Linked DNA regions of Homo sapiens: region 1 is linked to region 2. The links are chromatin loops, found by intact Hi-C in ENCODE. Cell type or tissue: heart left ventricle. All regions are shown on one strand. Each heading gives the region's core, and the rest is flanking DNA. Links, peaks and the distances in the headings are about the cores only.

Evidence for each region. A loop is a pair of places that touch in the nucleus more often than their neighbours do. Peaks named below come from ENCODE experiments on the same cell type or tissue, not always from the same donor. Only the 100,000 strongest peaks of a DNase experiment are listed, where the experiment ranks them.
Region 1: a loop joins it to region 2, with 24 times the contacts of the local background. A loop is called at or near these places in 3 of 110 quality-filtered maps.

Annotation. Positions count from the first base shown.
Region 1 is chr2:131,356,059-131,372,335 of GRCh38, reverse strand. It overlaps RAB6D (RAB6D, member RAS oncogene family), which reads left to right and starts at 8,168. Exons shown (of 1, transcript NM_001077637.3): 1 at 8,168-11,844. The coding sequence starts at 8,616. The coding sequence ends at 9,380. It also overlaps the pseudogene MTCYBP10, the pseudogene MTND6P10, the pseudogene MTND5P23 and the pseudogene MTND4P21. In heart left ventricle, for the core only: no CTCF peak of the experiment used is centred there; no DNase peak of the experiment used is centred there; H3K4me3 peaks cover 320 bases; H3K27me3 peaks cover 4,960 bases.
Region 2 is chr2:130,282,422-130,298,698 of GRCh38, reverse strand. It overlaps the pseudogene MTND6P8, the pseudogene MTCYBP8 and the pseudogene RPL19P4. Among named protein-coding and RNA genes, the nearest start is that of TRE-TTC1-1, 47 kb to the left of the region's middle. In heart left ventricle, for the core only: no CTCF peak of the experiment used is centred there; DNase peaks (open chromatin) are centred at 9,841 and 11,328.

The DNA.
Region 1 (16,277 bases), core at 4,007-12,006, 1.1 Mb before region 2:
CTATTATCTCTAAACCCTAAAATTATTATACAGTCTATACCCTACAAATACAGTTTAATCAAAACGTGAGATTGTGGATCTAATAATAGAAGTCTGCTTCTTCTTATTTACCAAGAAAGTGTGCAAGAACTGCTGACTCATGCCCCCATGCCTGACAACATGGCTTTCTCAACTTTTAGAGGATAAGAGCTATCTGTTGGTCTTAGGAACCAAAAATATTGGTGCAACTCCAAATAAAATAATAATCACGTATTACCATAATAACCTTAATCTCCTTAACCTTACCAATTATTATTACCTTCATCAACCCTTACAAGAAGAACTTGTACCCATATTATGTAAAAATAGCTATCGCATGCACCTTCACCATTAGCCGCATTCCCACAAGAATGTTTATATCTACAGACCAATAACCCATCATCTCAAACTGATATTGAATAACAATCCAAACCCTTAAACTCTCATTAAGCTTCAGACTACTTCTCCATAATGTTTATTCCAGTAGCACTATTTGTCACCTGATTATAGAATTCTCTATATGATATATAAAGTTAGATCCTAATATTGATCAGTTTTGCAAATATTTACTTATTTTCCACACCACAATATTAATTCTAGTTACCGCCAACAACCTTTTTCAACTTTTTATTGGATGAGAAGGCGTAGGAATTGTGTCTTTTCTACTAACTGGCTGATGACATGGCTGAGCAGATGCTAATACAACAGCCCTGCAAGCGATCCTACATAATCGCTTTGGCGATATTGGCTTCATTTTAGCTATAGCCTGATTCCTCACATCCTCCAATACATGAGAGCCTCAACAAATATTTATCCTAAATCCTACCCCCGATCTTCTTCCATTAATTGGCCTTCTCTTAGCAGCAGCAGCAGGAAAAACAGCCCAACTTGGCCTCCACTCCTGACTTCCTTCTGCCATGGAAGGCCCAGCCCCTGTCTCAGCCCTACTCCACTCTAGCACTATAGTTGTGGCAGGAGTGTTCCTACTTATTCATTTCCACCCCTTAATAGAAAATAATGTGTTAATCCAAACCCTTACACTATGTCTAGGGGCTATTACCACTTTTTTACAGCAATCTGTGCTTTAACACAAAATAATATTGAAAAAACCGTAGCATTCTCCACCTCAAGTCAACTGGGCCTTAGAATAACCACAATTGGCATTAATCAACCACACCTAGCATTCCTACACATCTGCACCCATGTCTTTTTCAAAGTTATATTATTTGTGTGTTCAGGATCTATCATCCACAGCCTCAACGATGAACAAGACATCTGAAAAACAGGACTATTTAAGACTTTACCCCTTACTTTCTCCTCCCTTATTATTGGCAGCCTAGCACTTACGGGTATGCCCTTCCTCACAGGCTTTTACTCTAAAGATCTCATCATCGAAACCACAAACACGTCATATACCAATGTCTGAGCCCTCTCTATTACTTTCATTGCCACTTCCCTAACAAGTGTCTACAGTATGCAAATTATTTCCTTTGCCCTAATAGGACAACCCCACTTCCCAACCCTAATCAACATTAATGAAAATATTCCTTCCCTAATAAATCCAATTAAACACCTTATAGTTGACAGCATCTTCGCTGGGTTTCTCCTTACCAATAGCATTGCCCCTGCTTCATCCCCACAAACAACAATAGCACCTCATCTAAAACTTGCAGCCCTAGGTGTAAACATCCTAGGGCTTTTACTGGCTATAGAACTGAGTTCTAGAATTAATAATCTTAAAATAAAACACCCATTACAAATATTCAACTTTTCTAACATATTAGGATTTTACTCAATCACAATTCACTGTATAACCCCTCACTCAAGCCTATCTATAAGCCAAAACCTGGCATCACTTCTATTATCTAATTTGACTAGAAAAGTCCATACCAAAAACAATTTCACAAACCCAAATCACAGCCTCTGTTACTATAACTACTCAAAAAGGCCTAATTAAATCTTATTTCCTCTTCTTTTGTTCCATCCTTTTTGACTTTACTCTTAAGTATTTAATCTGTTGCCCTGAGTAACTTCAATTATAATATCAACACCAGCCAACAATTCAACCAGCAACCACCACCAATCAACACCCACAATTACAGAAAGCACCCGCACCCACAGAATCCTCATGAACCAACCCTGGCCCGTCACTCTCAAAAATTACGCAACTTCCCATACTATTAAAGTTAACTAGAACCACCAGCCCATCATACTCAGCTATTCATCAAGTTAACACCAACTCTACTGCTAAACCCAATAATAACGTTCCTAAAACCTCAATGCTTGATCCTCACTCCTCTGGATATTCCTCAATAGCCATCGCCGCAGTATAGCCAAAAACAACCATGATCCCCTACAAATAAATCAAAAAGACTATTAATCCCATAAAAGCCCCACCATAATTTAGTACAATAACGCAACCCATAGCACCACTAATAATTAACCCTAAGACCCCATAAATTGGAGGTTTAGAAGAAAAACCTACAAATCCCATAACCAAAAGAACACTTAATAGGAACAAAGCATATGTCATTATTCCCACACGGATTATAACCATGACTAATGATAAGAAAAACCATTGTTGTATTTCAACTATAAGAACACTAATGACCATAATACATAAAACAAATCCACTAATAAAAATCATTAATTATTCACTCATCGACCTCCCCACTCCATCTCATATCTCTATATGATGAAACTTGGGCTGACTTCTTGGCACCTGCTTAATCCTTCAGATCATCACAGGGTTATATCTGGCCATACATTACACACCAGATACCTCAATTTCTTTCTCTTCAGTCGCCTATATTAACCGAGATGTGAACTATAGCTGAATTACCCGCTTTTTTCACGCTAACGGTACTTCAACATTCTTCATCTGCCTCTTCCTACATGTCGGCCGAGGCTTATATTATGGCTCATTCACATATTTGGAAACCTGAAACACTGGCATTATTCTCTTGCTTACAACCACAGCAACAGCGTTTATAGGCTATGTGCTTCCATGAGGCCAAATACCATTCTGAGGCACTACAGTAACCACAAACCTAATATCAGCTACTCCATATGTCGGGACTGACCTTGCCCAGTGAATCTGAGGTGATTTTCAGTTGACAAAGCCACTCTTACACGATTCTTCACCTTCCATTTCATCTTACCTTTCATCATTATAGCCCTAACAATTCTCCACCTTCTATTCCTTCACGAAACAGGGTCTAATAACCCCTCAGGAATCTCATCACACTCCGATAAAAGAGACCCTCTTCCTAGGGAGGCGGTGTGGGGGATTGGTCAGAGTGGTGGGAAAAACTATAGGGAAAGGACACAAACCTTCTGAAAGGTCGGAAGTTTCTACAGAGCCCCAGGAGGAGAATAGCTGAAGGCAGCTGTTCTATAACCCTGAGGTAGAGGGCAAGGAGTAGCTACAAGGGAGTGTGGGGGAATTTTTCTTAAACAAGATTGTTCACTTACATCAACCAGGAACTGACCTTTGATCATCCGTGCGCCTGACGTTCCCTGAAAGGGGAACAATAAATGTTAATTATCTACAGGTTGTGTTGGCTCCAGGTTTTCACCATTGTGCCTGCACTGAATAAAAGCAAGCAGCTCCAGCTTCTCACAGCTGCTCTCTGGCCACTGGGGCCGGGCAGTCACCTAGCTGCTCTTACACTGCATACCTGTGTCTGAGTACTCATTTCATCCATCAGCCAGGGTCTGTGGGACAGATCCGGCAAGGTGGCAGGCACTGTCTGTACAGAGGGAGAGGGTGGCATGTGCCTGTGGTAGTCTGTGTTGAGCGGGCTTAAGGGGCTGCGACCTTGATCCTTGTTCTCTCTTTGGATCAGGGTCTTGATTTTCCTGGAGACCCTGACCCCCCTGGAGAAGGTGACTTGGGTGTCTTAGGGAGGGGGAAGGGGAAAAGAGGGTGGGGCTTCTATGAGGAGCCTCCATGTGGCTAATGGGCTTGGGTACTGGGAAGCTGGAGATATGGCAGGACAGGCAGGGGGATGGGAAGATTGGTGATTTTAGGGGTGATGCCAGCCAGGTTGGGGCCTCCTCTGGCCTTGCTTCACCCCTGCAGGGCCAGGACAGTGCTAAGGGTGACTGTGGCAAGGATGGCAAACCAGGACAATCTATGAATGACCAGTGACCCCACCACCCCCACTGAGCCCCAGCCTTCAGCCCCTTAGCCCTCTTCTATACCCACTCCTGAGAGGTCCCTTGGCTGGAGGCCAAACACACACCCATCCCAGTTCTTCTCTTCCTAGGCATTCCCTGGTCCTGCTGGGGAGAATAGAACCCCTGGGCCACTAGTCAAGTGGGTGAGTGAGGTGGGCTCTGGGTCCTTGGGAGGCAGTCCCTAGGCCATGTGGTAGAGATTGGGCAATGGCTGGTGGGGCGGGCAGGGAGATGCCTGGTATCTGTGCTGTCCCTGATGTGTGCATGGCAACGGGAGGCATGAGCACATGGGTTTGAGTCTGTGACGTCCTGGGTATGTTGTTCCTGAGGTTTGGTGAACATGTTCTCAACAGCAGTGGTCATGTTTACTGACCAATCAATGGACACTGGTGGAGGGACTGGCCAGCTTTTCTGCTGGGCCACAGGTTAACCTGGGCCTCCAGGTGGGGTGTGGGTGACTCGCTCTTCCTGAGATGCACATACACCTGTGCGTTTTCGCAACAGGACCTCTGCATCTGTGTGTGTGTGCCATGTGTGTGCAGTGTGTGCAATGTGTCTATAGTATGTGCATGTGTGCAGTGTGTGTGCGTGTGTGTAGCACAGGAAGGGGAAGAGTGGCGCCTGGCTGCCCAGGCCTCATGTTCTCTCCCTCCGTCCCATTTGCAGGGTCTCACTGGCATGCCTGGTCCCCAGGGCCGATGAGGAGTAAAGCCCAGGTGAAAGAGAGGCTGCCCCTGGGTGCTGGAGCCTCCCCTCTGCCTTTCTGCCCCTCAGGTGCCTCTGTCTCCAGATGTCTACCCACCACCCCCATCCACGTATCCCATGTTGACCCCTTCTGGGGACAGGGGTTTCCTATAGTTATTACTGCCCTGGGGCTCCCAGGCTTCGGGCCCTCCTCCCTGCCTCACGCCTTCCACTTTGAACTCCTGCTCCAATTCACATCCCCTCCACTGCCTTTCCGGACACATTCCTTGTGTGCATTTCTGGGCCTCCAGGTGCTGTGGGTGCCTTGAGTCCCACAGGCCCAGCTGGTGCTGATGGTCTGAGGGGCTCTGGGGCCCAGTGTGAGTCACTGCAGGCAAGGGCTGGGCTTGAGGAGGAAGGTGAAAAGCCCGGGGAGGAGTGCAATGTGGGGTGCTCCTCCCCGTCCCTGGGGTCCCCTCAAATCTGCAGGGTCAGCAAGGCCAACCTGGAGCCACAGGCCAGGCTGGGCCTTCCAGTCCTGTGGTGAGTGACTGGGATGGGGCTGGTGAGGGGTGAGGGTGGGCGCCCTGGGGCAGCCAGCTAAGGCCCTGCAGGAAGTGGGAGGCGATGGGAGAACCGAGTTTCCTCCTCTCTCTGGAGAGAGGGACTTCTGTCTCCCCAAAGGGACCCCCAGGGCTTCCTGGCTTCGGGAGCAATGCTGGAGCTGAGGAAGAGAAGGTGAGTGACAGACACATGGCCAGGTGTGTCTCCCATCACCCTCAGCCCTGAAGCCTGTGGGACTCTGAGGGGCCTGCTCTGCTCCAGGCCCCCAGCCACCAGGCCCCGGGGTCCCTGCTCAGTGAGGGCCCCCCACAGACCCTGTGCCCAGGGCATTCTCTGTGTCTTGGCCTTTCTCCCCCATCCACGTGACTCCTCCTGTGTTCCCCGACCACCTGCTCCCTTCTCTAGGGGCCACTCAGGTCTCACTGGACTGATTGGGTCCCCTGGGGGAGCAGGGAGAGAATGGGGATCAGGGTCTTCCTGGCCCTCAGGGCTCCCCTGAACAGAAAGGGAGAGGTGAGTACAGGGCCTGGTCCTGGAGGGTGGGGTGAGGGGTGGGGAGTGGGAGGATGGGGTTAAAACTCAGCTGTGGGTGAGGGAGCTACTTTTTAAAATTGTATATAGAGATGGGGTCTCACTACGTTGCCCAGGATGGTCTCTAACTCCAGGGCTCGAGCAATTCTCCCACCTTGGCTTCCCAAAGTGCTGGGATTACAGCATGAGCCACTGCGCTGGGATGACTTCTATTTTCTAAAAGCAACTCTACTGGGAGATTTATGCTGAGGAAAGTATGTGGTTATCAGACTCAGTGCCCATGGTGGATGACTTCTTTATTTATTTTTTTCTTTGTAGAGAAGGGATCTCACTTTGTCACCCAGGCTGGAGTGCAGTGGCATGACCACAGCTCACTGTAGCCTCGACTTCCCGGGCTCAAGTGATCCCCCCAACTCAGCTCCCCCAAGTAGCTGAGAATACAGGCATGGGCTACCACAACTGTCTAATTTTTTATTTATTTATTTATTTTTTTTTTGGAGACAGGGTTTTGCTCTGTCACGCAGGCTGGAGTGTAGAGACATGATCTTGGCTCACTGCAACTTCTGTCTCCCAGATTCAAGCATCTCTCGCCTCAGCCTTGGGAGTAGCTGGGGACTACAGGTATGTGTGGGTGAGTCTGGGTGTGGGTGGGTGAGTGCAGGTGTGTCTAGGTGTAGGTGGGTGAGTATCGGTGTGTGTCTGTGTGTAGGTGGGTGAGTATGGGTGTGTGCGGGTGTGTGTGTAGGTGGGTGAGTATGGGTGTGCAGGTGTGTGTGTGTGTATGTGTTTACATTGTGGTATGTGTCTGTTGGGTGCCGCCGTTAGGGATTTGGAAGAGTGAGGACCATAAACCTGTAAACATTTCTACATGCCTGCTCCACAACAAGTGTACCAAGCATGGTCAAAAGTAACTAAACCAAGTAAACAAATTAGACATTAATTAAACTTAATGCTGGGCAGGAAAGAAGTATTCAAGGCCAGGTAAAATGAAGAAATATAACCAAATAAATGAAATTTTAAAATTAGTAGAATGAGACAGAAATATTTTTAAAAGTTTTTAATTTCTGGTGAATATCAGTATATAAAACTAAGAATTATATGGCTGTCAATTGACTAAAAACAGTACTTAAGATTTCAGCTAGTGAAATAGCCATATATGATCTTGTAATTCCATTTTTCTGTCTCAAGAATGACTTGTTTAAATAATTTTTTTTGAATTGTTACATTGTCATCTTGAAAGAGCTTCACAAAACTTACATGAGAATCTGGATTGTCATAAGAGGTCTGAGTTTTTAATGGTATGTTCGTATTTCTGTTATGTACATTGATGTCAAACATTCATTTCCTGAGCTGTTCTCCAGAACACAATTTGACTTATAATGAACACTCAATAAATGGTTGGTTGGATAATCAAATCAACACCTTAGTTTCATCAATTTTCATTTCATATAAAAGTGACTGATCTTCTATACTCATCAATGAAACAGAGAGAGATGAGGGAGGGATAGCAGTGGAGACTAAGAGGATGACAAGCAGACCTCATTCTGCAGTGGATATCCTACACTCTCCACTTCTCAATGCTTGGAAACACTTGCCATACTAAAAAAATTGGTATTTCCTAGGCAGAAAATGGGAGTTAAAGAAAGTCCATATTTCTATACTACAATAACTTACACTATAATACATGGACGACATACATTTCTAAGCTATTCACTTCATAGAAAATGCAGATACATTTAGGTGAGCAAGATGCAGGAGAAGGGTTAATAATCAGGCTGAGTGTGATTGTGAGATTCAGTCTAATATCTTGATACAATTCTTGTGTAATTGTATCAGTTGACATATCTGTTCAAATGCAAGGCGGGAGAGTTTTGCAGGAGCTCCTGAAACTTCCTGCATGATGTTAGGAGACAGGTTGGTCCATGTGATTAGGCCAGATGTGTTTGCTTAATTGTGGCTTAGGAAAGTTAAGTTTCTGACCTCTCACAGAAACTGGGAGATAGGGACGCTAAATTTTATAACATTTCTGTTTAATATATATTTAATAATACATAATAAAGTCTTTAAAATGTCAATTTTGTCTTTTTTCTAGTTTGCAATATTTTGTTTTCACCGCCCCATTGTTTTTAGTACATATGTTTTGTGTATTTAAAAAAATGTGTGGAGGCGCCCTGGCTCGCCCCGCGCCAGAGGCTCGCGCACTCAGCAGGTTGGGCTGCGGCGGCGGCGGCTGGGGAAGCCGAAGCGCCGCGCGTGAGAGATCCCAGATACGTCTGCGGTTCCGGCTCCGCCACCCTCCGCCTTTCTCCCGCAGGTCTTGGAGCCGGGTGAGGAAGAAGGGAACGGCCCTAGCCTTGGGAAGCCAAAGCACACCCCTGGCTCCTGCCGACACCGCCCTCCTTCCCTTCCCAGCCGCGGGCCTCGCTCGGTGCTCGGCTACTCTGCCGGGAGGCGGCGGCGGCTGCCAGTCTGTGGAGAGTCCTGCTGCCCTCCAGCCGGGCTCCTCCACCGGCCCTTGCAGGGGCGCAGAGAGCTCGGCGCCCGCCCTTCCGCTCGCCTTTTTCGTCAGCCGGCTGGAGCAGCATCGGTCCGGGAGGTCTCTGGGCTGAGGCGGCGACAGCTCCTCTAGTTCCACCATGTCCGCGGGCGGAGACTTCGGGAATCCGCTGAGGAAATTCAAGCTGGTGTTCCTGGGGGAGCAAAGCGTTGCAAAGACATCTTTGATCACCAGATTCAGGTATGACAGTTTTGACAACACCTATCAGGCAATAATTGGCATTGACTTTTTATCAAAAACTATGTACTTGGAGGATGGAACAATCGGGCTTCGGCTGTGGGATACGGCGGGTCAGGAACGTCTCCGTAGCCTCATTCCCAGGTACATCCGTGATTCTGCTGCAGCTGTAGTAGTTTACGATATCACAAATGTTAACTCATTCCAGCAAACTACAAAGTGGATTGATGATGTCAGAACAGAAGGAGGAAGTGATGTTATCATCACGCTAGTAGGAAATAAAACAGATCTTGCTGACAAGAGGCAAGTGTCAATTGAGGAGGGAGAGAGGAAAGCCAAAGGGCTGAATGTTACGTTTATTGAAACTAGGGCAAAAGCTGGATACAATGTAAAGCAGCTCTTTCGACGTGTAGCAGCAGCTTTGCCGGGAATGGAAAGCACACAGGACGGAAGCAGAGAAGACATGAGTGACATAAAACTGGAAAAGCCTCAGGAGCAAACAGTCAGCGAAGGGGGTTGTTCCTGCTACTCTCCCATGTCATCTTCAACCCTTCCTCAGAAGCCCCCTTACTCTTTCATTGACTGCAGTGTGAATATTGGCTTGAACCTTTTCCCTTCATTAATAACGTTTTGCAATTCATCATTGCTGCCTGTCTCGTGGAGATGATCTATTAGCTTGACAAGCACAAAAAAAGTCAGCGTCTTCATTATTTATATTTTACAAAAAGCCAAACTATTTCAGCGTATTCCAGTGATAACTTTAAAAATTAGATACATTTTCTTAACATTTTTTTTCTTTTTTAATGTTATGATAATGTACTTCAAAATGATGGAAATCTCAACAGTATGAGTATGGCTTGGTTAACGAGCAGTATGTTCACAGCCTGCTTTATCTCTCCTTGCTCTTCTCACCTCTCCCTTACCCCGTTCCCTATTTCCGTGTTCTTACCTAGCCTCCCCCCACTTCCTCAAAACAAACAAGAGATGGCAAAGCAGCAGTCCGACCAAGCCCACTGGAATTATCCTTTAATTTTACAGATACCACTTGCTGTAGGCTGTGGACCAAGATGTCCAGAATTATTCTTGAGCACTGATATAAATTACTTAGATCCTCTTTGAGGTCAGAATTCAGCGATCACGGTAGGCAGTGCTTGAATGAGAAAAGCCTCCTGGTGCATCTTCAAAATGAGTCCTAAAGAACATACTGAGTACTTATAAGTAGCAGAACATAAAATGTATTTCTGACTAAAACAAATGGTCCTTTCACATGTGCTTTATTAGACTCTGGGAGAGAAAATTAACCAAGTGCTTCAGAACAGGTTTTTAGTATTTAATTCTTCATGGTAAGATAATGACGTTCTAATGAACTATTTCTCCCAAGGTTTTAAAATTGTCAAGAGTTATTCTGTTTGTTTAAAAAATAAGAAACCTCTTTAAGCAATAGATTTTGCTTGGGTTTTCTTTTTTTAAAAAATAATACTATGCAGGCAAGACACCATAAAAGTTTAATTCCTTACAGAAGAACCAGTGGAAGAATTTAAATTTGGCACTACGATCAAAACTACTGAATTAGCAGAAATAACGATATCTAAAGCTTACCAACAAAAGAACCCTCAGCAGAAGAGCAAAAACTTTGCTCAGGACATTTGAGGTCAAATTGAAGATGGAAACCGGAAACCATTTTCTTGTAAGCCCCTAGAGGCAGATCAGGTAAAGCATACATAGTAGAGGGAAAGGAGAGAATGGAAATAAAACTGAATATTATGCAGATTTATGCCTTATTTTTTAGCATTTTTTTAAGGTTGGGTCTTTCAGGCTGGTTTTCGTTTGTATGAGATCTGTATAGTTTAATTAACTAATGATTTAGTTTTATATTTAAGCTACGATTAATCTTTTTTCTTTGGTGATATTTCTTTGCTTTTTTTTTAACAACTTTCAATTTTTAGATGTTTCGTTGAATCTATTTAGAGCTTCACCATGGCAATATGTATTTCCCTTGAAACACTGCAAACAAATATACTAGGAGTGTGCCCTTTTAATCTTCACTAGTTATTGTGAGATTGCTGTGTAAGCTAATAAACACATTTGTAAATACATTGTTTGCAGGAAGAAAACTTCGAGTTATAGGTCAGGAAAAGCCTGCTGAATTTATGTTGTAAACGTTACTTAACACAGTATAAAGATGAAAAGACAACAAAAATATCTTCATACTTCCTCATCCCCTCATTGCAACAAAACCTTAAACTGGGAGAACCTTAGTCCCCTCTCTTTCCTCTTCCTCCTCCACTTCCCACTTATTGTCACCTTGTAATATTCAGAGAGCACTTGGATTATGGATCTGAATAGAGAAATGCTTACAGATAATCATTAGCCCACATACCAGTAACTTACACTTAAAGATGGGATGGAGTTATAAAGTGCTTTTATAATACAATATAATTGCTAAAGGCAAGGGTTGACTCTGTTTTATTTTGACATGGCATGTCCTGAAATAAATATTGATTCACTGTGGCAGATGGGTCATACTCTTTATTTGGAAGAAGTTGTGACTTCTGACATGGGGGTGATTGCCTTCCTACACTGTTGCATTTGATTCTTTTTATGTATTTTTTAAAAAGTAAGCAGTTATACTGCTTTTAATATTGATTGGTCTTTTTATTTGGCTTGGAGTTCTTCAAAGCAGTGAAGTGTGTTCATAGTCCAGATTTTTTTTTAGTAAACACAATTTTGCTGCCAAAAATATATAAATAAAACACAAAACAAAAATTAAAAAATGTTGAAAATATTAGACCATCTCCCTTTTTACCACCTTCCCTTTTTACCTTTTACTGCCATTTACATCCACACATCCACACACACAATGCTATGCTATGTTTAATAGCATTTCCCTGATTACCAATATTAGGCATTATATATTGTCTATTCATGTTTTCATATTTTGTATAATGTCTATATCCTTTGTTCATTAAATTGTGTTATTTGTATTATTCTTTATAATTCTTTAACACATTGCTGTTTATATGTTGGTTATATTTTACATTTTCTTCTAGTTTATGGGAAGTCTTTTTCTTTTCCTAAGACAATCTATTGATAAATATAAGCTATGAATATTAAAGTTATAATTAAAGTTATCAAATGTTTGAGATAAATTTATTCATTAGCTCTTTATGAGTTTTTGGTTTTTTTCAGGTTAAATGAAATAACTTCTTTTTTTGTTTTTTGATGTGAAGAATTTGGTGGAGAAATTAAAATTTCAGATGCAGAAAAAGAAGCAAGAAAATTGCTGGAATGACAGGCATGAGTAGGTAACAGGTGTTATGGTTAATACTGAGTGTCACCTTGATTGGACTGAAGGATGCAAAGTATTGTTCCTGGGTGTGTCTGTGAGGGTGTCACCAAAGGAGATTAACAGTTGAGTCAGTGAACTGGGAGATGCAGACCCACCCTCAGTCTGGGTGGTCACCCTCTAATCAGCTGCCAGCGCATCTAGGATAAAAGCAGGCAAGGAATATGGAAGGGCTCGACTGGCTCCATCTTTCTCCCGTGCTGGTTGCTTCCTGCCCTCAAACGTCAAACTCCAAGTTCTTTCAGCTTTTGGACTCTTGGACCTACACCAGGGGTTTGCCAGGGGCTCTCAGGCCTTCAGCCACAGACTGAAGGCTGCACGGGTGGCTTCCCTACTTTTGGGATTTGGGGACTCAGACTGGCTTTCTTCCTCCTCAGCTTGCAGACAGCCTATCGTGCAACTTCACCTTGTGATTGTGCGAGTCAACACTCTTTAATAACCCATTTTATATATACATTTATCCTATTAGTCCTGTCCCTCTAGAGAATCCTAATACAACAAGACACAGCACCCAGTCACAGTAAGAGGGGTGGACATTATTTAGAAGCAAAGACAGTTCACCCATATGAAAAGGAGAGATAACAGAATGTAGGTATAGATATATGAAGATGAGCAGATGTAGAGACTGGAGATTTTGAAATTCTTGTCAAATGACCACTTTTTTTTACAAGTGAAATAGAAAATAAAGTTATCAGCAAAGAGTGAAGATGGGAAGGAGAGAAAATAAATATGAACTGTTACTCTGGGAAAGGATGAGAATGAATGGAGCAGGGAATATTTTTTTCTGGGAAGCATAAAGACATGAGCTTTGTGATCATGAATTTCAGTTGAAACAAATCAACCTGATTCCCTCTTATTCTATTTTAAATTTCAGTTTTATTTATTTAAAAATCTGAACATAATATCCATAATTATAGTATTATACAGAAGAGTTTCACTGCCCTAAAATTCCTCTGTACTCCATCTGCTCATCCCTCTGTCCCCCATAACTCCTGGCAACCACTGATTTTTTTTTAACTGTCTCCATAGTTTTGCCTTTCCCAGAATGTCATGTAGCTGGAGTCATACAGTATGTAGCATTTCCTGATTGGCTTCACTCAGAAACATGTATTTGAGATTCCTTTATGTCTTTTTATGGCTTGATAGGTCATTTCTTTTTAATGCTGAATAATATTTAATTATTTGGATGTATTACAGTTTATCCATTTACCTAATGAAGGACATCTTGTTGGCTTCCAAGTTTGGCAATTATGAATTAAGCTGCTATAAACATTATTGTGCAGGTTTTTGTGTGGACAAGTTTTCAGTTTCTTTAGGTAAATACTAAGAAGCATTAATGCTAGATTATATGATAAGAGTTTGCTTAGTTTTGTAAAAAGCTGACCAACTGTCTTCGTAAGTGGTGTAACATTTGCATTCCTACCAGCATCATCAGCATTTGATGCTGTCTGCCTTTCATATTCATCAGGCTTAACCTTCATAATTTTGCTGCACTTACTTTTAAAATGAAAGTCTTCAATTCATCCCATGCTTTGTTTCTTAAACAATCTTGAATGAGTTCTTTAAAGTCTAAAAATCTCCAGAAAATAAAAGTGTTAACTATATATTGAGAGCTGAAGTTTGCAGAGCAAAGGAGTGACACTAAATTGGTGACGATGTAAAACCTCAGCTGAAAAATTCTAATAGCTACAGAAGAGGTATGATATTTTCATATATAGTTCCTTCTCATTTACATGTGTAAACTTAAGAGAGTCAGGAGTATTGTATTGTTAGGAAAATCAGAGCACTTCAAAAAATTGTTGTTTATAATGTTTAGAAATTTAGACCTAACACTTTCATGATATAGACTAGAGTAGACTTAGCTAAACAGAACCATTTATCAGTCTGTTGTACATATTGTTTTTGACACATTTATTATAAACTACAAAAGAATAAAATAATGTAAAACTACTTTGAGAGGGTATCTAATAAAAATAAGATAATTATGGGATTTCTATTATCCACACTCAATTAAGACTAATATTTTTAATTTAAAAAAGTTTTTTAAAGAAGAATTCCTAAATGGTAATTGATAGTACATTACCTTGGTTTTTCTGATAAAAATCCTCGAAGAATAAAAATAATTTCTTCCTGTCTCTATATTACAATTAGCATAATTGAAATAATATGCTTCAATTGTTAGTAAAGTAACATTTATGTTTTGGGATCAGTGAAGCTAAGCCAACACTAAGAATTTTATTACTATTCCTCCACTACATTTCAGAGAGTTATTTCTTCACCCTTAAACATACCCCAATAATGAGTCTGCTAGGTCCATTTAGATTATCAACCCAACCCTAAAAGAAAGAAGATTTCCATTGGTTACACATTTCAGAAGATTGTTGTATCTTTGGAACATCTGCAGTCTCATCTTAATGAATTTCAAACAAGAGCACTGAGACTCCAGCTAATAGAACTATCTAATTCAGTCTTATTAAGATCCCAAAGATCAATGGCAAAGCATTGGCTATTTTCTGCACTTTGTGCAAGAATTAAAATTTGGCCAGGATTGTTGTTCATAGCAGGAGTCATGAATGGTTTTGTGGTGTTTTATGACATCTTAAAGGCTACATTGAACCTTGTTCTTATATCATGATCTGCTAAGCAATTCACCAACCATACTTCTCCACTTCAGTCCTGATTTTAGCCTCCTTAGGAGAACACTGGAGACATGATTGGTAGTAATGGCCCATTTCTTGACATTTTTGACCAGCTATAGAGTCCATGCCAGATACACATATATATATATGTGTGTGTGTGTGTGTATATATATGTAGTGTGTGTGTGTGTGTGTCTGTGTGTGTGTTGACTTGCTTAAAGATGTTACAGGGAAGATTATGTTTAAGAACAGTTAGAGGGAAATGTCTTTTTGAGTTTGTTTCCTAAACCCTAAGCCATTCAGCTGACCTTATTATTTCTCTTTACCTTATAGTGTAAAAGTCAAAATGTCTGTGTATAATGGGAAAGGAGAGAGGCGGGAGGAGAAGATGAAGGGATTAATATCCATGAGCCTTGTAGTAAGGACCTGCCTTTTGCTAGAGACTGAGCACTCCTCATACATTGTCTCATTAAACCAGCTCTCCAAAATAGTATCCCTCCTGTTTTATGGAAGGGACAACTCAAAAATTTTGCATTGCCAGTAAGTGGTGGAGTTGGAATTTATCTGCCCCCAAAGCTTCACAGACTTGCTTTAAAGAAGATGGTTTAATTCTATCTCACACCAGTTAGAATGGCGATCATTAAAAAGTCAGGAAACAACAGGTGCTGGAGAGGATGTGGAGAAATAGGAACGTTTTACACTGTTGGTAGGTGTGTAAACTAGTTCAATCACTGTAGAAGACAGTGTGGCGATTCCTCAAGGATCTAGAACTAGAAATACCATTTGATCCAGTGATCCCATTAGTGGGTATATACCCAAAGGATTATAAATCATGCTACTATAAAGACACATGCACACGTATGTTTATTGCGGCACTATTCACAATAGCAACGACCTGGAACCAACTCAAATCTCTATCGATAGACTGGATTAAGAAAATGTGGCACATATACACCATGGAGAACTATGCAGCCTTAAAAAAGGATGAGTTCATATCCTTTGTAGTGACATGGATGAAACTGGAAACCATCATTCTGAGCAACCTACTGCAAGGACAGAAAACCAAACACCGCATGTTCTCACTTATAGTTGGGAATTGAACAATGAGAACACTTGGACACAAGGCGGGGAACATCACACACCAGGGCCTGTCATGGGGTGGGGGGATGGGGGAGGGATAGCATTAGGAGAAATACCTAATGTAAATGACGAGTTAATGGGTGCAGCAAACCAACACGGCACATGTATACATATGTAACAAACCTGCGCGTTGTGCACATGTACCCTAGAACTTAAAGTATAATAAAAAAAAGAAGATAGTATAATTCAAAGTACTTTCAAAAGGACATAGCGCTATACTGAGGTTAGAAAAAACAGTGTTCCCAAGCTGAGATCCTTCTGTGCACTTTGTAACCCTTGTTTACCCTGGCAGTTGCAATACTACCAATTTGACCATTAAGAACATTCGGTATGTTTAAACTATAGTGGGAAAGCCAAGATATGAAACCATCACCCATGGGAATTTTGAGGCTAGAGTAATTAGAAGCTAATTTAAGATCTCCATTCAACTCTAGGACAGT
Region 2 (16,277 bases), core at 5,135-13,134:
TTTGTATAATATTGAGTAGGTTCACATCAATAACAAAAGCCTAATACTAATAAGAGCTAATTGACTTATTTATAATATAGTCAGTGATGGAAAAATTCAAACTCACTGTTACCTCAGATATATACATTTGAAAGTTATGACATTTATCAAAGAAAATGACAAATATTTAAAAATATTTGAATACTTAAATATCATGCTTACTGTTTGCAGAGTTTTAATCACTCTATGAAAGTAAATTATTAGGGTAAAACATCATGCAAAACATATTTCCTGAAAAATATATACTTGTCCTGTGCTATTAAAATATTGATAATCAATAAATTCCAGAGTTCAATCCAAATTCAATCTCTTGACAATTCAGGAAAGTCACAACATGAAAAATTCTATTTCTGAAATATTGAAGCAAGCATTGATAAAACTAGTAAGTGAGAAGAGAGGCTTTGTCATAGCAAAAAATACATATGTACATTTAAAAAATTTCGGGCATAATTATTTTTGTATCTTTTTGCTTGTTTTTGGTTGTGATAGTCCTGGATGTTTTCAAATTTTATGAATCAGTGAGGGAAAAATAGATTTATCGTATAAGAGGGTTTCTAAATTCCCTCACCTGCTTTTTCTCCTTTCTTCTTGACTTGTCTTCATCTTCTCATCTTATTCTTGCTCCTCTTCATTTTCTTAGCTGCTTTTTCTATTTCTTGTTTGTATTCTTATTTCTTCTCCATCTCTTCCTCTTCCTTTTTTTCTTTTTTTCCCTACACAATGGAATTAACAAACAACAAAGCAAAACTGTATTACAAATAAATGCCAGTGTGTTGTATTTTTAAAAAATAATCTGTCCATTACAATGTTTTAGAGATGTGGCAAAAAGTTAGTTGCATAACTAGATACTGGAATAGCTATGTTTTTTTAAAGATCTATAACCCTACTAATATGTTGTAAATAGTTATTCAAGGAATAAAAAAATTTAATGCTAATTTTATATTAGCAGCATAGAAAATATTAGTGGCAGAAACTATTTCACCTCAAAGCTAAAAGGAAATTCTTATATAACATGATAAATAATGCAACCACTATGCAAGAAATCACAATATTATCGTTGTATTTGTCTAAATGTTATTTGAGAATCTTCAGTGCACATATTTAAGAATTAGCTTTAAAGGAACATTTTTTTCCATATGATAAATCATACACATGATAAACTTAGACCAACATTAATCTTATTAGGAAGAATAAATTAGAGAATAAGTACTCACTAATGTTTTGGGTTATATATACCCTTTTCAAATCTGTTGAAATTTTGCATTCTTTGATGAAAAAAATACACTATGTGAGTTTATTTTATGTCAGTTATACCTCAAAACTGTTATAAGTAATTTATTTCAACTGAAATGATACACCTTACTTTTGATCTAAGAATTATGTAGTTTTTGATGCTGAATCTTTACCAAGCACAAATTCATTGACTTGTAGCCAGTCAGTCAGTTCAAGTAAAATCATTAAACACATTCCTGAACTATGCAAAATAATATTTACCATATTGTTATGTGAGTTTAACTTGATTTATAAATATTAAGGTAAATTAACTTAATTTCTTTTCTACGCTAATGAAATAATGTCTTAGCAACAAATCTTGAATATCTGAGTTTGATCTGATATCACAGAAGAAGGTCTTCCAAGCACATATACAAAGAAGAAAAAAAGAAAATATTAATGCGTTGGAAATAAACAAAACTAATCTGCAGCCAAAAAGCTTATAAAATAATTAACAAAAGGTAACAAAATGGAAAAAATGGCTTTTAAATAAACCATACCTGATAAACCAGATAAATCTTACCCATTGGCTACAAATTAGTTACAGAACTCTAAAAAATGGAAAGTGATCAAAACATATAAAAAGACCAAAAATTGCAAATTTCTACAAAAATAAAAATATACTTAACCTCATTATTACAAAAAAGATAAGTATGTTCCTTTTGCCTCCACAATTGATGGATTTTGAAATGACACAGATATTGAGAAAAATGGGTAGAAGATAACCTGTTACACACTTCTATTGGATGTGAGAACACACAACATGTCTACAAAAAAATTTTAAAACACAGCTAATAATTCTATACTAGTATAAGTTGTTCCATAACAAGACATACAATACTGTAGATCAGACAACTAAAGATATACAAATACTGTGGCACAGACAAAGTAGAAATATATATTGTCACATATTAGTCTGGATATATGCAAAAGTCACATGGGTAATAAACTCCAATTTACGTGATCATTAAGTGAACTATATTTGCGGAGTCCTGATTGGGGAAAAGAAGTCAGGCTGGTAGGAGCAAGGGAAAGCAAAAAGAGAAAGCAGATAAGCCACAAATCTGCCTTTCTTCATGGTCCAGGACTCATAGCTGTCCTGCACAAGTAGCTCACTGTCTTCCTGTGCCCAGCTATCACCAGACACCTGCAAGTTAGCTCACTGCAACCTTCTACACAAAGCCTTCTTCAATAGACAGCATGAACACCGTGCTATAAAATCTCTGGCAAGCTTTTGTTTCCTTGCAGTGAGCTTCTGCTGACTTGCCCATTGTCTCCCTGGTAACATATTTTTCTACTTTCTCTAATAAATCTGCCTTTCTTTACCTACAACTCTCTTTGTAAATTCTTTTACCCCTACACCACCAGCCATCATTCTCCCACAACAATATTCTTTTCATTTTATTTCTCTGCCATCATTTCCAAAAGTATTGTCATCTGCATGAACAAACCTGGTTTATCACCATGACTTTGCAACGGGAAGGGGAAGGGGGTAGAAGATGAAGTGCATGTTTTAAGGCCAAGATTTAGTAAAGTCAGTGATCATTTCCACTCATATCCCATTGTTACAAACTGTGGCACATAACCATAGCTGTTGGAAGGTAACACTAGCCAATAAGTCCTCTAGATGGATAATTAAAATAACTTTAATTATTAGCTTTATTCATGGTAGTTTATTCACTTTCTTTTTTTGTTTTTGTTTATATTTTTATTCCGATTGGTTTTTGGGGAACAGGTGGTATTCGATGACATAAATAAGTTGTTTAGTAGTGATTTCTGAGCTTTTGGTGCACCTATTACCCAAACAGTATGCACTGTACCCAATGTGTAGTCTTTTATTCCTCACTCCCCTCCCCACTTTCCCCCAAGTCTCCAAAGTCCATTATATCTCATGCCTCATGCCTTAAGTGTTCCCTTTTCACAATATGCATGTCAACATCTATTTTTTATTATTATGGCCATTCTTGCAGGAGTAAGGTGGTATCACATTGTGGTTTTGATTTGCATTTCCCTGATCATTAGTGATGTTGAGCATTTTTCCTTATGTTTGTTGGCCATTTGTGTATCTTTTGAGAATTGTCTGTTCATGTCCTTTGCTCACTTCTTGATGGGAGTGTTTGTTTTCTTTTGGCGGATTTGTTTGAGTTCTTTGTAGATTCTGGATATTAGTCCTTTGTCAGATGTATAAATGAATTCAACAAAGTTTCAGGATACAAAATTAATGTACAGAAATCAGTAGCTCTGCTATATACCAACAGAGACCAAGCTGAGAATCAAATCAAGAACTCAACCCCTTTTACAATAGCTGCAAAAAAAACCACACACACACACACAAACCCTCTTAGGTTTATACCTAAACAAGGACATGAAAGACCTCTACAAGGAAAACTACAAAACACTTCTGAAAGAAATTATAGATGACACAAACAAATGGAAACACATCCCATGCTCATGGGTGGGTAGAATCAATATGGTGAAAAGGACCATACCGCCAAAAACAATGTACAAATTCAGCACAATTCTCATCAAAATACCACCATCATTCATCACAGAGCTAGAGAAAACAATCCTAAAATTCACAGGAAACCAAGAAAGAGCCCACATAGCCAAAGCAAGACTATGCAAAAAGAACAAATCTGGAACATCACATTACCCAACTTCAAACTCTGCTATAAGGCCATGGTCATCAAAACAGCATGGTACTGATATGAAAATAGGCTCATAGATCAATGGAAAGAATACAGAACCCAGAAATATAACCAAATACTTACAGCCAACTGATCTTAGACAAAGCAAACAAAAACATAACATGGGGAAAGGACACCCTGTTCAACAGATGGTCCTGGGACAATTGGCAAGCCACATGCAGAAGAATGAAACTAGATCCTCATCTCTCATCTTTTTTTTTTTAAGGCTTGTTTTATTTTAATGGCTGATCTATGTAATCACAGAGGGCAGTATGTACAGACAAAGGGGGAGCTTTTATTTCTTGGTCTCTTCCTCTTTGGGCAGTCTTGATGATCTCTTCCTTCTTGGCCTGGAGGCACTCTTCAAGGTGCTTGCGTGCCTCCTAGGTCTTAGACCTGGGGGCCTCAGCCTGGTCAGCCAGGAGCTTCTTGTGGGCCTTGTCTGCCTTCAGCTTGTTGATGTGTTCCATGACAATCCACTTGTTTTTGAATACATTCCCCTTTACCTTCAGGTACAGGCTGTGATACATGTGGCCATCAATCTTCTTCGATTCACGGTATCTTCTGAGCAGCCGGTGCAGTATTTTCCTCATCCATGTGACCTTCTCTGGTATTTGGGCATTGGCTGTACGCTTCTGCTTACCTATGCCCATGTGCCTGCCCTTCCGGCAGGCCAAGGTGTTTTTCCAGCATTGAGCCTGGGAATGGACAATCACAGGCTTGTGGATGATCAGCCCATCTTTGATCAGCTTCTGGATCTGCTGATGAGAGTTGGCATTAGCAATTTCATTGGTCTCAATGGGGTCCAACTAGACCTCCTTCTTGCCACAGTGGAGGACACTAGAGGCGAGCCTCTTCTGAAGCCTGAGCAGTACTCATGGCTGCAGCCGCAGCAGCAGAAGGAAAGAGCTCTGTCATCTTATATAAAAATCAAGTCAAGATGGATCAAAGACTTAAATCTAAGACCTGAAACCATAAAAATTCTAGATGATAACATCAGAAAAACCCTGCTAGATGACTGGCTTATGCAAACACTTCATGACCAAGAACCCAAAAGCAAATGCAACAAAAAGATAAATAGATGGGACTTAACTAAAAAGCTTCTGCACAGCAAAAGAAACAATCAGCAGAGTAAACAGACAACCCACAGAGTGGTAGAAAATCTTCTCAAAGTTTATTCACTTTCAATCAGTTCTAATTGAAAGTTGCCACATCCAAAAAGCTTTTGTGGTCATAGTTCTTAAACTTATCAAACTTCCTCTTATATTTAATGTTGCCTATATTCTCCCAAATCTCCTCTGTCAGAAATTCAATGGTAATTAATTTTATGGCATCTGAAACCTCTTATTTTGATATGCAGATTACCTGGCAATCATGCGGATAAATAAAAATAATGCAGTGCGCTTCAAAAGTTTCTAAGCAAAGCAACTCCTTCTTTTTGTTGTAGTTTTCACTTTTAGAAGTAGATGCATTTTTATACCAAATTCTCGAATTTGATACTCACAGAATGTTTAATTTTGAGGGTTCTTTGCATATTATGGATCCCAGCACTGGTTGGAGACAGAATTTGCAAATCCAGGCAGACTAATTTTATTGCACTTTACTTTATTGCTTTATTTTTATCATATTTTGCAGATATTGCTCTTTTCTTCTTTTTTCTTTCTTTCTTTCTTTTTTTTTTACAAATTGAAGGTTTATGGCAAAACTGCATCCAAAAAGACTGCCATTTTTCCAATAGCATGTGCTCACTTTGGGTCTCTGTGTCACATTTTGGTAATTCTCGCCATATTTCAAACATTTGAATTATTACTATATCTGTTATGGTGATCTGTGATCAGTGATCTTTGACGCTATCATTGTCATTGGTTTGGGGCACCATGAACAGCACCCACATAAGACGGTGAACCTAATCCATACATGGTGTGTGTGCTCTGACTGCTGCACCAGCCAGCTGTTTATCCAGCTGTCTGTATCTCTCTCCTCAGACCTCCCTATTCCCTGAGACCCAACAATATTGAAAATACAATAATCTGTAAGCCTGCTATGGGCTCGTAAGTGTTCAAGTGAAAGGAGGAGTTGCACATCTCTCACTTTAAATCCCAAACTCAGCTACCGAGGAAAGCATGTGGAAAGCTCAGACCAGCACGCTAGGCCTTTTGCACGAAACAGCTAGCCAGTTGTGAATACAAAGGAAAAGTTCTTGAAGGAAATTAAAAGTGCTAAGCCAGTGAACCCACAAATGATAAGAAAGCAAAACAGGCTGGGTGCAGTGGCTCACGCCTGTAATTCCAGCACTTTGGGAAGCCAAGGTGAACAGATCTCTTGAGCCCAGGAGTTTGGCCAGATCAGCCTGGGGGCAACATGGTGAAACCCTGTCTCTACAAAAAATAAAAAAATTAGCTGGGCATGGTGGCACATGCCTGTAGTCCCAGCTACTCGGGAGGCTGAGGTGGGAGGATTGCTTGAGCCTGGGAGGTCAAGACCTCAGTGAGTAAAGATCGTGCCACTGCACTCCAGCCTGGGCAACAGAGGAAGACCCCATCTCAAAAAAAAAAAACAAAAAAAAAAAAGAGGAAGAAAAAACAGCCTTATTGCTCATATGGAGAAAGTTTGAGTGGTCTGGATAGATCAAACCAGCCCCAATATTCCCTTATGCCAAAGCCTAATCCAGAGCAAGGTCATAAGGCTTTTCAATTTCATGAAGGCTGAGAGAGGCTAGAAAGCTGCAGAATAGAAGTTTGAAGCTTAGCAGAGGTTGGCTCATGAAGTTTAAGGGGGAAAGAAGCCATCTCCATAACATAAGAGTGCAGGGTGAAGCAGCGAGTGCCAATGGAGAAGCTGTGGTAAATTATCCAGAAGACCTAGTTCAGATCTTTGATGAAGGCAGCTACACTAAACAACAGATTTTCAATGCAGATGAAACAGTCTTCTACTGGGTAAGATGCCATCCAGATCTTTCATAGATAAAGAACCAAAGTAAATGCCTTGGCTTCAAAGCTTCAAAGGACAGGCTGACTCTTGTTAGGGGCTAATGCAGCCAGTGACTTGAAGTGGAAGTTAGTGCTCATTTACCACTGCAAAAACCCCAGGGCCTTAAAAATTATGCTAAACCCACTCTTCCTGTGCTCTACAAATGGAAAATCAAAGCCTGGATGGCAGCACATCTACTTACAGCATGATATGCTGAACACTTTAAGCCCACTGTGAGACCTGCTCGGGAATAAAGCTTCCTTTCAGAATATTACTGCTTATTGGCAATGCACCTGGTCACCCAAGAGCTCTGATGGAGATGTGCAAGGAGATGAATGTTGTTTACATGTCTGCTTACACAACATCCATTCTGTAGCCCATGGGTCAAGGAGTAATTCTGACTTTGAATTCTTATTAAGAAATACATTTTGTAAGACTATAGCTGCCACAGATAGTGATTCCTCTGATGGGTCTGGGCAGAGTAAATTCAAAACCTAGAAAAGAATCACCATTCTAGGTGTAGTTAGACATCTAGAACATGTGTGATCCATGGGATGAGGTCAAAATATCCACATGCACAGGAGTTTGGAAGAAGTGGATTCCAACCCTCATGGGTGACTTTGAGAGGTTCAGGACTTCAGTGGAGGAAGTAACTGTGGATGTGGTGGAAATAGGAAGAGAACTAGAATTAGAAGTGAGGTGGCCAGGTGCGGTGGCTCAGGCCTGTAATCCCAGCACTTTGAGAGGCCGAGGTGGGTGGATCACGAGATCAGGAGATCGAGACCATCCTGGCTAACACGGTGAAACCCTGTCTCTACTGAAAAAAAATTAGCCAGGTATGGTGGCACACACCTGTAGTCCCAGCTACCCAGGAGGCTGAGGCAGGAGAATCGCTTGAACCTGAGAGGCGGAGGTTGCAGTGAGCCGTAATTGTGCCACTGCACTCCAGCCTGGGCGACAGAGCAAGACACCATCTCAAAAAAAAAAAAAAAAGAAGAAGAAGAAGTGAGGCCTGAAGATGGGACTGAATTGCTGCAGTCTCAGCATCAAACTTGCATAGATGAGTTGCTTCTTATGGATGAGGAAAGAAAGTGACTTCTTCAGAAGGAATCTACTCCTGGTGAAGATGCTATGCACATGGTTGAAATGACAAAAAGGACTCCGAATAGCACAGAAACTTGACAAAGCCACAGCAGGGTTTGAGATGATTTTGAAAGTAGTTCTACTGTGGGTAAAATATCAAACAACACTGCATGCTGCAGAGAAGTCTTTTGTGAAAGGAATAGTTCTTCAATGTGGCAAACTTAATTGATGAATCTTGTTTTCAGAAATTGCTGGTCACTCAGGAACCACCACCCTGATCAATCAGCAGTCATCAGCATCAAGGAAGCAAAGAGATTATGTAGGACTCACTGAAGGCTCAGATCTTCTATAGCATTTTTAAGCAATATTTATTTAGTGTTTTTTTTTTTTTTTTTTTTTTTTTTTTGAGATGGAGTCTCGCTCTGTCACCCAGGCCGTAGTGCAGTGGCTCAATCATAGATCACACCAGCCTCTAACTCCTAGGCTAATGTGATCCTCACACCTCAGCCTCTTGAGTAGCTGGGACTACAGGCGTGTGCCACCATGCTCAGCTAATTTAAGAAACTTTTCTTTGGTAGAGATTTGGTCTCACAATGTTGCCCAAGCTGTCTTGAACTCCTAGGCTCAAGTGATCCTCCCACTTCAACCCTCAAAGTGACATTTACAGGCATGAGTCATGGCACCTGGCTAGCAATAAGGTATTTTAAAATTAAGGAATGTACATTGTTTTAGAGGCAATGCTATTGCACACTTAATAGACTATAATATATGTAAACTCCACTTTTGTATGCACTGGAAAACCAAAAAGCTTGTGTAACTGGCTTTATTTCCCTATTTGCTTTTATTGTGGTAGTCTGGAACAGAACCTGAAATGTCGCCCAGGAATGTCTGTCTTTTCTACTGGTTTGTATTTTATCATTTAATCCTCTTAAGATAGTCTTTCACAGAACCTAGGTTTTAAGTTTTGATGAACTCTGATTTATCCAAATTTTTATGGGTCATGCTTTTGGTATCAAGCCTAAAATATTTATCCAGCTCTAGGTCCCCCATTTTTCTTTTAGAATTTCTCCCTTAAAGTTTTATAGTTTCATGTTTTACATTTAAGTGTGTGACCCATTTGCAGTTAGTTTGTATGAGTGAGGCGAAAGAGTATTTCATTTAACAGTTCATCAACATTTACCTTATTTTAAAAACTCCATAAATTCATAGTATTGTGTTGTATGGATGTACTAGGATTTATTTAAGTAGGTCCCTCTTAATGCCTATTATTTCTTCTTTCTTTCTTTTTTTGTTATTATGGTAAGTAATGCTGAAATCGACATTCTTTCTTTTTTTTTTAAGAGATGGGATCTCACTGTGTTGCTGAGGCTGGTCTCCAACTCCTGGCCTCAAGCGATCCTCCTGCCTCGGCCTCCCAAGGCACTGGGATTACAGGCGCAGCCACTGAGCCCACCTGAAATCGATGCTCTTATACAAATATTTGCACAACTGCGGCCCACACCCATTTGTTGTCCTTTGGCTTGGTCGCACTGCAGAAGATAAATTTGGTGTGAATGCCGTGGTTAGCTTCTCAGCCATGTCCTTGATGGCTTCTGGGCTTTGTTTTAAGGTTTAGAAAGAACTGCACTCGGAAATGGTGGCGTTAAAAGGGACTCATCCACTTTCTCTCGCAGTCCTTTCTTGGTTTCAGGTTTCAGGTCCATGCCTGCCAGGAACCCGTTGGGCAAGTCCTGGCCAGGCGCCCCCGGCCTCCTCGCCTGGAGCAAGGCCCTGTCCTCTCCGGAGCTGCGACCCCGCAGGCGCGGCCCCGGAGCTGCAGGAGGAGTCGGTCGCCTTCTCGCAGCTGCTCTCGTGGGACCGGAGGTCCCAGACTATGAACAAATGGTCCAAGTGCCCCCTCTGCTGCCGGGGTCGCACTGTGCCTGGCTGTGGCGTTGGGGAGCTCCAAAGCTGGGGCTCTGGGGTGGTGTCGGGGCCCCTCCGCCCACCCGGGCCGGGACGGCGATCCCAGGTGGACCCGGACGGTGTCGGGCGTGCGGGTGGCAGCTGCGATGGCCCTCGCCAGCCTGCGATCTCGAGCCGTCCCGTAGGTGTTTGCGCCGTTCATCGCGCGCTTGCTAGTGGCCTTTTTAAGTACTTTCCCGGGAGCTTGGCCGAGGCTCCATCCCAGGGCGCGGGCGGACCTCCAAGTCACCTCCACGCGGTAATCTCATCACTGCGATGGGGGGCAGTTTCTCACTCTCCCTCACGAAGTTTAGGACCACATGAAAGTCCTGAACATGCTTCCAGTAGGACCTGTTAAAAGGTGAAGCCTTGGCCTGGCGAGTGGCTCACGCCTGTAATCCTAACACTTTGGGAGGCTGAGACGGGTGGATCACGAGGTCAGGATATGGAGACAATCCTGGCCAACATGATGAAACCCCCTCTGTACTTAAAAATTCAAAAAATTAGCTGGGCGAGGTGGCACACACCTGTAGTCCTACCTACTCGGGAGGTTGAGGCAATGGAATCGCTTGAACCCAGGAGGCGGAGGTTGCAGTGAGCCGAGATGGCGCCACTGCACTGCAGCCTGGAGACAGAGCAAGACTCCGTCTCAAAAAAAAAAAAAAAAAGTGACGCCTTTAAGGACAGAGATGGAATGGGCATCTCAGGCAACGTGGTCCTAGTGACAAGGTATTTGGGGGATGAGACAGATACAGGGCCGCCCTCCTGTACCTCCACGGGTCTTTTCACGTGACTCTGGCTGGGAAGAGGGCAGGGCAGGCGTGGGGCTGGGTATGGGTCCGGGCAGCCAGCGACCACAGGGAGGGCACTGCAACCAGGCACAGGCTGGGAAACCGCGCAGAATCCGGCAAATCAATCAATCCTCCGAGCATCTTTACTACTGAGGCCAGCCCGGGACCACACGCTGGCCTCTTGCCCGTTTGCTTCTGCTTTTTTGTTTTCTTTTCTTTGCTTTCCCTTTCCTTCCTTCCCCTTTCCTTGACAGGGTCTAGCTGTGTCGCTGAGGCTGGGGCTCAGTGGCCCTCTCGGCTCACTGCAGCCTCGGCCTCCCAGGCTCCTGCGCTCCTCTCGCCTCACCCGAGCAGCTGGGACCACAGGCGTAGCCACCACGCCGGCCTCGGCATCTGTGTCCTGCGCAGTCCCCTGCGGGAGTGGGGTCAGAGACTGCGGCCAGGCCTCTTGGTTCCAGGTAGCACAGCAGGGCCCTGCCGGGCGCGCCCCCTGGGGCAATCTCCCATGCTCTCGGGCAAAGAGCAGCAGCCATGGGCCTGGCCATGCTCTGAGGACGGAGAGGGGAGCCCAAGCCCAGCCGCCGTCATTCGCAGTGTCCCGTGGGAATTGTTCCAAGTTCACCTTCCGAAGACAAGGAACGGTCTCTGCACATGTACGTGAGGGGGCCAGGAAGAGGCCGGGCCACCTGTGGGGCAGCTGCATGCCTTCCTCGGTCTGCGGGTCCCTCCCCGCGGATCCCTCCAGGGTGCCTCGGGCCTGGCGGTCGGGCACCTTCTGGCAGCCACTTTCTTTTCCTGGCTGTGTCCGCAGGCTGGCCTCCAACTCTGGTCTCAAGCTGTCCTCCTGCCTCAGCTTCCCAAAGCACGTGGATTCCAGGCATGAGCCACAGTGCCAGAGCTGGAGCCTGTATTTTAATTTATGAATTAGTCTGAGACTCTGGGAGAGTTTCTTCATCCTGTATCTCCCAGTGTCCTAAACGACCCATGACTGAGTCCTGTTTATCCCTTCTCCAGTATGAATTCCAAAAGGCTTCTCTCCATTTCCACAACCGCCAAACCACTGGGCCCTGAGGGGGTGCACTATGGGCAGGGACGGGCAGCCAGAGACCAGCTCGCACCTCTGTGGCATCATCCCAGGGGGTCCCACAAGCTTCCCCTGTTGCTGCCAAGTGGCAGAAAATCCAGAAGGCCTCCCAAGCACAGCCCTGGTTGGGGCTGTGGTCCTCTCCTGTCGGGCGAGGACAAATGAGGTCATGGAGAGGTCAAGATGTCACACATGGGATTAAGGTCACAGAAGGGTGAAGTCAGTCTCCTGGTTGGGAATCAGGGGCTCCCTGGGGGGAGTCTGTTTGCCTTGAAGAGACAGTGTCCAGTCCAACAGGGGTCACTCACTGCGCCTCCTTTGGCTCCTTTTGAGCCAGTGTCCCTGTGACACAAAGAACAAGAAAGAGCCAGTCACGGCAGGGGAAAGACAGGATTCAGGAGTGCAGAGGCCAGGTCCCAAGTCCACAGCAGCCTCGAGTTCCTACACAGGAGGGGCAGGCCTGAGGAAATCTGGGGACATTGGAGCTCTGGAAGTGTGGGGAGGAAGCACTGGAGGCATGAGGACAAATGGGGACCCTGAGGACTTGGCGTGTTACACTGGAAGTCAAGGGAGGCAACAGTGGGGTTCAGGATTTAGTGCAGGAACAGAAGCAGTGCTCACGGGGAGGCCAGGGAGTCTCCAGGACCAATGGGGTGGATGCTCCTGGGGTACCCTAGGGAAGGACCTGGCTCAACTGGGCCCTCCTCCCCCCAAACTCCAGAGCATCTGCTCCCTCACCCACAGCTGAGTTTTAACCCCATCCTCCCACTCCCCACCCCTCCCCCCACCCTCCAGGACCAGGCCCTGTACTCACCTCTCCCTTTCTGTTCAGGGGAGCCCTGAGGGCCAGGAAGACCCTGATCCCCATTCTCTCCCTGCTCCTCCAGGGGGCCCAATCAGTCCAGTGAGACCTGAGCGGCCCCTAGAGAAGGGAGCAGGTGGTCGGGGAACACAGGAGGAGTCACATGGATGGGGGAGAAAGGCCAAGACACAGAGAATGCCCTGGGCACAGGGTCTGTGGGTGGCCCTCACTGAGCAGGGACCCCGGGGCCTGGCGGCTGGGGGCCTGGAGCAGAGCAGGCCCCTCAGAGTCCCACAGGCTTCAGGGCTGAGGGTGATGGGAGACACACCTGGCCATGTGTTTGTCACTCACCTCTTCCTCGGCTCCAGCATCGCTCCCAAAGCCAGGAAGCCCTGGGGGTCCCTTTGGGGAGACAGGAAGTCCCTCTCTCCAGAGAGAGGCGGTAACTCGGTTCTCCCATCGCCTCCCACTTCCTGCAGGGTCTTAGCTGGCTGCCTCAGGGCGCCCACCCTCACCCCTCACCAGCCCCATCCCAGTCACTCACCACAGGACTGGAAGGCCCAGCTTGGCCTGTGGCTCCAGGTCGGCCTTGCTGACCCTGCAGATTTGAGGGGACCCCAGGGATGAGGAGGAGCACCCCACATTGCACTCCTCTCCGGGCTTTTCACCCTCCTCCCCAAGCCCAGCCCTCGCCTGCAGTGACTCACACTGAACCCCAGAGCCCCTCAGACCATCAGCACCAGCTGGGCCTGTGGGACCCAAGGCACCCACAGCACCTGGAGGCCCTGAAATGCACACAAGGAACGTGTCCTGAAAGGCAGCAGAGGGGATGTGAATTGGAGCAGGGGTTCAAAGTGGAAGGGGTGAGGCAGGGAGGAGGGCCCGAAGCCTGGGAGCCCCAGAGCAGCAATAACTATAGGAAACCCCATCCCCAGGAGGGGTCAACATGGGATACATGGATGGGGGTGGGTAGACATCTGGAGACGAGGCACCTGAGGGGCAGGAAGGCAGAGGGGAGGCTCCAGCACCCAGGGGCAGCCTCTCTTTCACCTGGGCTTTACTCCTCATTGGCTCTGGGGACCAGGCATGCCAGTGAGACCCTGCAAATGGGACGGGAAGGGAGAGAACATGAGGCCTAGGCAGCCAGGCGCCAGTCTTCCCCTTTCTGTGCTACACACACACACACACACACACACACACTGCACACATGCACATACTATAGACACATTGCACACACATGGCACACACACACAGATGCAGAGGTCCTGTTGTGAAAATGCAGAGGCGTCTGTGCATTTGGGGAAGAGCCAGTCGCCCACACCCCACCTGGTGGCCCAGGTTAACCTCTGGCCCAGCAGAAAAGCTGGCCCGTCCCTCCACCAGTGTCCATTGATTGGTCAGTAAACATGACCACCGCTGTTGAGAACATGTTCACCAAACCTCAGGAACAACATACCCAGGAGGTCACAGACTCATAAACCCGTGTGCTCATGCCCCCCCGCCCCATGCACACATCAGGGACAGCACAGATAGCAGGCATCTCCCTGCCCGCCCCACCAGCCATTGCCCAATCTCTACCACATGGCCCAGGGACTGCCTCCCAGGGTCCCAGAGCCCACCTCACTCACCCACTTGACTAGTGGCCCAGGGGGTCTGTTCTCCCCAGTGGGACCAGGGAATGCCTAGGAAGAGAAGAACTGGGATGGGTGTGTGTTTGGCCTCCAGCCAAGGGACCTCTCAGGCGTGGGTATAGAAGAGGGCTAAGGGGCTGAAGGCTGGGGCTCAGTGGGGGTGGTGGGGTCACTGGTCATTCACAGATTGTCCTGGTTCGCCATCCTTGCCACAGTCACCCTTAGCACTGTCCTGGCCCTGCAGGGGTGAAGCAAGGCCAGAGGAGGCCCCAACCTGGCTGGCATCACCCCTAAAACTGCCAATCCTCCCATCCCCCTGCCTGTCCTGCCATATCTCCAGCTTCCCAGTACCCAAGCCCATTAGCCACATGGAGGCTCCTCATAGAAGCCCCACCCTCTTTTCCCCTTCCCCCTCCCTAAGACACCCAAGTCACCTTCTCCAGGGGGGTCAGGGTCTCCAGGAAAATCAAGACCCTGATCCAAAGAGAGAACAAGGATCAAGGTCACAGCCCCTTAAGCCCGCTCAACACAGACTACCACAGGCACATGCCACCCTCTCCCTCTGTACAGACAGTGCCTGCCACCTTGCCGGATCTGTCCCACAGACCCTGGCTGATGGATGAAATGAGTACTCAGACACAGGTATGCAGTGTAAGGCAGCTAGGTGACTGCCCAGCCCCAGTGGCCAGAGAGCAGCTGTGAGAAGCTGGAGCTGCTTGCTTTTATTCAGTGCAGGCACAATGGTGAAAACCTGGAGCCGACACAACCTGTAGGTAATTAACATTTATTGTTCCCCTTTCAGGGAACGTCAGGCGCACGGATGATCAAAGGTCAGTTCCTGGTTGATGTAAGTGAACAATCTTGTTTAAGAAAAATTCCCCCACACTCCCTTGTAGCTACTCCTTGCCCTCTACCTCAGGGTTATAGAACAGCTGCCTTCAGCTATTCTCCTCCTGGGGCTCTGTAGAAACTTCCGACCTTTCAGAAGGTTTGTGTCCTTTCCCTATAGTTTTTCCCACCACTCTGACCAATCCCCCACACCGCCTCCCTAGGAAGAGGGTCTCTTTTATCGGAGTGTGATGAGATTTCCTGAGGGGTTATTAGACCCTGTTTCGTGAAGGAATAGGTGGTGGAGAATTGTTAGGGCTATAATGATGAAAGGTAAGATGAAATGGAAGGTGAAGAATCGTGTAAGAGTGGCTTTGTCAACTGAAAATCACCTCAGATTCACTGGGCAAGGTCAGTCCCGACATATGGAGTAGCTGATATTAGGTTTGTGGTTACTGTGGCGCCTCAGAGTGATATTTGGCCTCATGGAAGCACATAGCCTATAAACGCTGTTGCTGTGGTTGTAAGCAAGAGAATAATGCCAGTGTTTCAGGTTTCCAAATATGTGAATGAGCCATAATATAAGCCTCGGCCGACATGTAGGAAGAGGCAGATGAAGAATGTTGAAGTACCGTTAGCGTGAAAAAAGCGGGTAATTCAGCTGTAGTTCACATCTCGGTTAATATAGGCGACTGAAGAGAAAGAAATTGAGGTATCTGGTGTGTAATGTATGGCCAGATATAACCCTGTGATGATCTGAAGGATTAAGCAGGTGCCAAGAAGTCAGCCCAAGTTTCATCATATAGAGATATGAGATGGAGTGGGGAGGTCGATGAGTGAATAATTAATGATTTTTATTAGTGGATTTGTTTTACGTATTATGGTCATTAGTGTTCTTATAGTTGAAATATGACAATGGTTTTTCTTATCATTAGTCATGGTTATAATCCATGTGGGAATAATGACATACGCTTTGTTCTGATTAAGTGTTCTTTTGGTTATGGGATTTGTAGGTTTTTCTTCTAAACCTCCAATTTATGGGGTCTTAGGGTTAATTATTAGTGGTGCTATGGGTTGCGTTATTGTACTAAATTATGGTGGGGCTTTTATGGGATTAATAGTCTTTTTGATTTACTTGTAGGGGAT